2 separate regions of the Homo sapiens genome follow, and region 2 is linked to region 1. Evidence: chromatin contacts called from ENCODE Hi-C or POLR2A ChIA-PET data. All regions are on one chromosome and are shown on one strand. The core of a region is the stretch at or near the end of the contact, and the rest is flanking DNA. Distances in the headings are between cores, read along the strand shown. Region 1 overlaps TNRC6A (trinucleotide repeat containing adaptor 6A). Region 2 has its middle 28 kb from the start of TNRC6A.

The links. Hi-C counts contacts between places; a loop is a spot of excess contacts on that map. ChIA-PET counts read pairs that join two places held with the same protein, here RNA polymerase II (POLR2A). Pooled maps may share reads with other maps.
Region 2: a loop to region 1 is called in a map of MCF 10A, with 9 times the contacts of the local background. The contact joins two enhancer-like sites. A Hi-C loop is called at or near these places in 4 of 168 maps with a recorded cell type or tissue (MCF 10A, aorta, endothelial cell of umbilical vein and 1 more) and 13 of 50 pooled maps. POLR2A ChIA-PET finds 5 or more read pairs at or near these places in 13 of 52 experiments (A673, AG04450, H1 and 10 more).

What each region holds. Positions count from the first base shown.
Region 1 is chr16:24,747,018-24,749,717 of GRCh38, forward strand. All of the region lies in intron 2 of TNRC6A (trinucleotide repeat containing adaptor 6A), which reads left to right. Among named protein-coding and RNA genes, the nearest start is that of TNRC6A, 19 kb to the left of the region's middle. Within about 2 kb of position 1,419, at least 11 of the 41 ENCODE cell types and tissues checked have a DNase peak (open chromatin) inside an H3K27ac peak, as active enhancers do; they include PC-9 and endothelial cell of umbilical vein, where a contact is called at or near this core.
Region 2 is chr16:24,699,814-24,702,513 of GRCh38, forward strand. It overlaps a transcript of TNRC6A not described here. Among named protein-coding and RNA genes, the nearest start is that of TNRC6A, 28 kb to the right of the region's middle. Within about 2 kb of position 1,283, at least 19 of the 41 ENCODE cell types and tissues checked have a DNase peak (open chromatin) inside an H3K27ac peak, as active enhancers do; they include PC-9 and endothelial cell of umbilical vein, where a contact is called at or near this core.

The sequences.
Region 1 (2,700 bases), core at 169-2,668:
TTTGTAGTGGCTACTGGAAGATACGGGCAAAATTTGAAGCTTAGCTTGATTTGTTGTGTGGAATCCTAATCTTGATCTATTTGTTTTTTCAGATCGAGATATTGCATTTCCCCTAGTCAATGTATGAAACCAACTTTAAAATACAATTTACATACAGTAAAATTCAAACATTGAGTGTGTAGGTGAATGATTTGACAAATGTATACACCCTTGTAATTATCACTCCAATCAAGTTAGAAAACATTTCCATTTTCCTAGAAAGTTCCCTCAGTGGCATTGACTTTTACAGGCCACCTCAAAGCCTTTATACATGAGATGCAGGACATAAGTCAAGTTCTGATAAAAGGGGAGTCTGGTTTTTACAGACAACGAGGTAGATTCATAGAACTTACAGATGTGAGGTATCCTGCAAAGTAGCCTTCAGGGCATGGATGATTGCTAACTGGAGTGTTGTCTTGGTGGCAGGTGCATCAAACAGGGTGGCCCACTTAGGCCTTTCAAATCCATCAGTCCTTGCTCCTCTTGATAGTTGTGGTAAATGATATAGTCAGATGTCTTAAGTGAGTCTCTATGAACATTTAACTCCTGGAAGCTGACGTGTTTGGGCACAGGTGTTGTTGTTGTTTTTCCAGTTGGCTTTCTCTGAAGGAGGAGATATGGGAAAAAGCATGACTGGTTGGCTGTGATGATAGTGTTGAAGAACAAAACTTACTCCCCTCTGTGCTTACAGTATCGGCTGATACTGTGATATTTCCTTGAGAAGAAATGTCTGGTACATCTTTTAAGTACTAAAGGGGATATTTTTGGCCAGGAAAACACTTGCTAGTAACCTCATCAGAAAGTCTTGAAAATGAAGTTTGAGAAAGGAGAAAATACTCCAGATAGAGACCATTACATGGAGTAAAATTATAGTGACATAGAAGATCAGAAAAGGACATGTCTGTAATTCACAGCAGAACATGAAGAACAAATGCTGAAGGTGCTAGATGTTTCTGAATAAGTACCTGTGCTATTTTGACACAAGAAGGGTAAAGACAGCCTTTTGGGTGCCACTGAGGACTGGTGAGTTGGATTCATGGCTAGGCAATTGAGTGCTTACTAGATAAGCTTTGTGCTAAGTAAGCAGTCCTAATTCTTATAAAAATATTAAGACATTGACATGTATGGTCATTTGCCCCCAGTTTTTTCATGAAGAAACAGAGGCTGAAGAAGATTAAGTATTTTTAACTAGTAATCAGCTTTTAATCTTGACTTCTGCATGTCTCAGGGTAGGTAACATGACAGTGGTGTAACCTAGTTGCCGTTGTTTACTGATTTTACTCTGCTGCTCTCATATGCTGTGGCTTTCTTGCTCCTTGACTTCCCTGGGATTGTAGTGTGAGTGAGCTTGTTCAGTCTTACTACCTCCTGCACACAGAATTCAAAAGAGAGTGAGTCATGGCCACAGTTGGCAGGAATCTGTTATGTTACTCCATTAGCCACATGACACTTCTGCTTGTAACAAAATGACAGCGAAGTATAGCAACAGTTATCATACTCTTCTTCCAGTTATCCTTTTAGCTGATTTTAGTAGTCCTATACTTTACTAAGTTTTTATCAATTGTGCATAATGTCATTCATTTCATTTTTCGGTGTCTGCATCTCCTCTCAGTCTGTTCCATCAGCAAAGCCAACTTAAATTTTGTTTAATCTCATTGCAGCGCACCTATAGCAACAACCCCTTCCAGTTTCTTAGGCACTTGTCTTTCTCCTTTTATCTTCTTCAACATCCCTACTGCCATATGCATTCCAGCCTTGATAAATAATGTGCAGCTTCCAAAATGTCTAGTTCATATCTCCAAATCTCTCTTTTTCTGCCTGATATTCCTTTTTTTTGAAACAGAGTCTTGCTCTGTCGCCCAGGCTGGAATGCAGTGGTGCCATCTCAGCTCACTGCAAGCTCCACCTCCCAGTTTCACGCCATTCTCCTGCCTCAGCCTCCCGAGTAGCTGGGACTACAGGTGCCCGCCACCACGCCCCTGCCTGATATTCTTAGTGTCCCCTCTGGAAAGCTTCCTCAGGGCAGAGTTAGGTATTTTCATTTTGTGTGATGCTTTTCTTTGGGTAACTGGTTATTTTGGTTGTTGGTATTATGAATGAAGGTTTAGGGTCTAGACTTTAGGGTGATGACTACAGGTAGCCGGAGTGAGTTTCTTCCGCCTTTGCAAAGGTTTTTTTTGCCCAGTAGACTCCTTCCCTGAATGGGAAGGCTGATCTGTGTGAAGGGTGTTGATTGGCAAGCTTTACTTTACAGTGTGATGGAGGGAGTGGCAGCAGCCTCCAGTAAGATGGGCTTTGTTCTGGGACAACCAAACCCATTCAAGCACCTATCAGACTCCTGTGGAAGGTTTTGTTTCTTTAGAGAGTATTTCTTTGGCTTGAGGCTGCATTTAGAAGCAGCTACTATCTGTGGCTGTGTAGGCATCTGGATGGGAAGTGGGTGGGGTTGAGTAGCTATGGCTTTTCTATTCCTTAGGCAGTCTTTTTGCTTCATGCTCTCTTGCTCTGGTCTTCTGGAACCCTCTCTAGAGCTCCACCAGAAAGGATGGTGCCTAAAACATCTATTTCAGACTGCTCTTATGTTTATTCTTGGGTGGGGTGGCTTTTGCTTTTGCTTATTCATTTGCTTTGAATAGAATAAAAAAGTAATAACCCTTTTTC
Region 2 (2,700 bases), core at 33-2,532, 47 kb before region 1:
TTTCTTTAACAGTCAACCCTGAGGACTTGAGGGGTAAGAATTATTAATTTCCATTTTACAGATATGGACACCGAAGTTCTAAGAAGCTCAGCAATGTGCCAAGTGCTAGTGTTACACAGGAAATAAGTAGCAGAGACAGGCTTTAAATCTAGCTCTGATGCCAAAGGCTATGTTCCTTCCACCATGCTTGATTCTGCCCCTTCCAGAATCAGGGACCCTTTAGGTTCTGGGTGCCCAAAGTTTTTGACCCACAGTAACTCTAGTATCTGGTAATAGCTGGGATCAAAAGGTGCCCCAGAGGCTGGTCAAGGTGGCTCACACCTGTAATTTTAGCACTTTGGGAAACTGAGACGGGAGGATCACTCAAAGGCCAGGAGGAGTTCAAGACCAGCCTGGGCAACATAGTGAGACCCTGTGTCTGAATTTTTCTTTTTTTTTTTGAGACAGAGTCTCACTCTGTTGCCCAGGCTGGAGTGCAGTGGTGCGATCTTGGCTCACTGCAATCTCTGCTTCCCAAGTTTAAGCAATTCTCCTGCCTCAGCTTCCCAAGTAGCTGGGACTACAGACGCATGCCACCATGCCCGGCTAATTTTTGTATTTTTAGTAGAGACAGGTTTCACCATGTTGGCCAGGCTGGTCTTACGAACTCCTAACCTCAGATGAGCCTCCCCCCTTGACCTCTCAAAGTTTTGGGATTATAGGCATGAGCCACCGTGCCCAGCCTATGTCTGAATATTAAATAAATAAGTAAGTGGTGCTCCAGGGGGTTCCCTCACACTCTTCTCTTTCTCTTGCTGCACCCCTGAACCCTAATGACCTATGGATCTTCGTGGTAGAGGTGCCATATTGGCTGTGCTCAGTAACTAGGCTCAAAGTGCTGACCGCTGTGCCTGTCTGGCTGTCTTAGCCAGTGAGATGCTGTCCTTAGGCAATAGCCTACCTATATGTTTCAGCCGATCCCTGACCCCACACCTCTAGACATTCTCCACTAGCCAGCATGTTGAACATCTTTTCTCTTGCTTCTTTATAGCAAACCACTTGTTCCCTGCCACCCCATGTTCCGCCATGGCTACCACGTGGGCTGACGCCTTCACAGACATGTTTCTCTCGCTCTTTGGAATTGTCTGTCACTGACCCAATGCAATAAGGCTGCCCAATGTGCTCTGGTCATCCCAGGCTGAATTAATCAAAGTATAAGGCCCAGAACCAGGGAGGTGGACTTGGGTCAGCCCTAGCCCGGGAAGAACATTCAGTTCTGGGAGGAAGGGTGCCAAAAGGCAGTTAAGTTCAGAGGCAATTATCCAGAGAGCACGAGGCTCAAAGCCAAAATGTATGAGTAACATTGAAAGAATTGAGGTTGTGTGGACTGAAGCAGAGATGACTCAGGCGGAGACTATTCCCAAATGAGGCTGCAGGGGACTGCAGGGGGAGCTTCAGGAGCTGGGGCTCACTGCCACTAAGAATTCACTCCTCTGCTGGCATCTGGCTCTTCAATGCTCCCAAGCCTCTCTGAGTCTGAGTTCCCTCTCCCACCCACCTTACTAACTTTTTTTTCTTTTTTTTTTTTTTTGAGACGGAGTCTCGCTCTGTCGCCCAGGCTGGAGTGCAATGGCCATGATCTCAGCTCACTGCAACCTCCATCTTCTGGGTTCAAGCAATTCTCCTGCCTCAGCCTCCCGAGTAGCTGGGACTACAGGCGCATGCCACCATGCCTGGCTAATTTTTGTATTTTTAATAGAGATGGGGTTTCACCATGTTGGTCAGGCTAGTCTGAACTCCTGACCTCAGGCGATCTGCCCGTCTCAGCCTCCCAAAGTGCTCGGATTACAGGCGTGAGCCACAGTGCCCAGCCACTTACTAACTTGTCTAACCTCCTGGCTTCCGAAACCCATGGCCCTGCTATCCCTTCTGTCATTTTCACAAATGATTCTGCCTCTTTCCTCAGGAAATTGAGGCCAATAAGAAAAACATTCTCTGCACCATCAACTAATTGGTATCTGAACCCATCCTTTCCTCCTTCCTTCTGGTCTTATGGAAGAGAGACTGGACTCCTTCCAAGGTTAATTCTTCCACATGGACTTTGGAGTCCATCCATCAACTTTGTTCCTATTTCTTCCACATCTCACACTCCTATAAAGAAGCCTAAGTCTTTCCTGTACTGAAAAAAAACAAAAACAAAAAAAACACGCCTCTCAATAACCCCACTGATTGCCTCCTCTTCTATATGCAGGGACCATGTGTCTTCTCTTTCACATTTCACATGTAAACTCTATTTTCTTTTCTTTTCTTTTTTCTTTTTTTTTTTTTTTTTTGAGGCAGTGTCCACATTTCGCGTGTAAACTCTTTTTTCTTTTCTTTTTTCTTTTTTCTTTTTTTTTTTTTGAGGCAGGGTTTCGCTCTGTCACCCAGGCTGGAGTGCAATGGCACAATCTTTCCTCACTGCAGCCTCTGCCTCTGGAGCTCAAGTGATCTTCCCAGCTCAGCCTCCCGAGTAGCTGGGACTTCAGGCACATGCCACCATGCCCAGCTAATTTTTGTATTTTTTGTAGAGATGAGATCTTGCCATGTTGCCTAAGCTTGTCTTGAACTCCTGGGCTAAAACAAGCCACCCACCTCAGCCTCCCAAAGTGCTAGGATTATAGGCATGAGCCACCATGCCTGGCTCTATCAAATCTTCAAACCTTATCATAGTATACCACT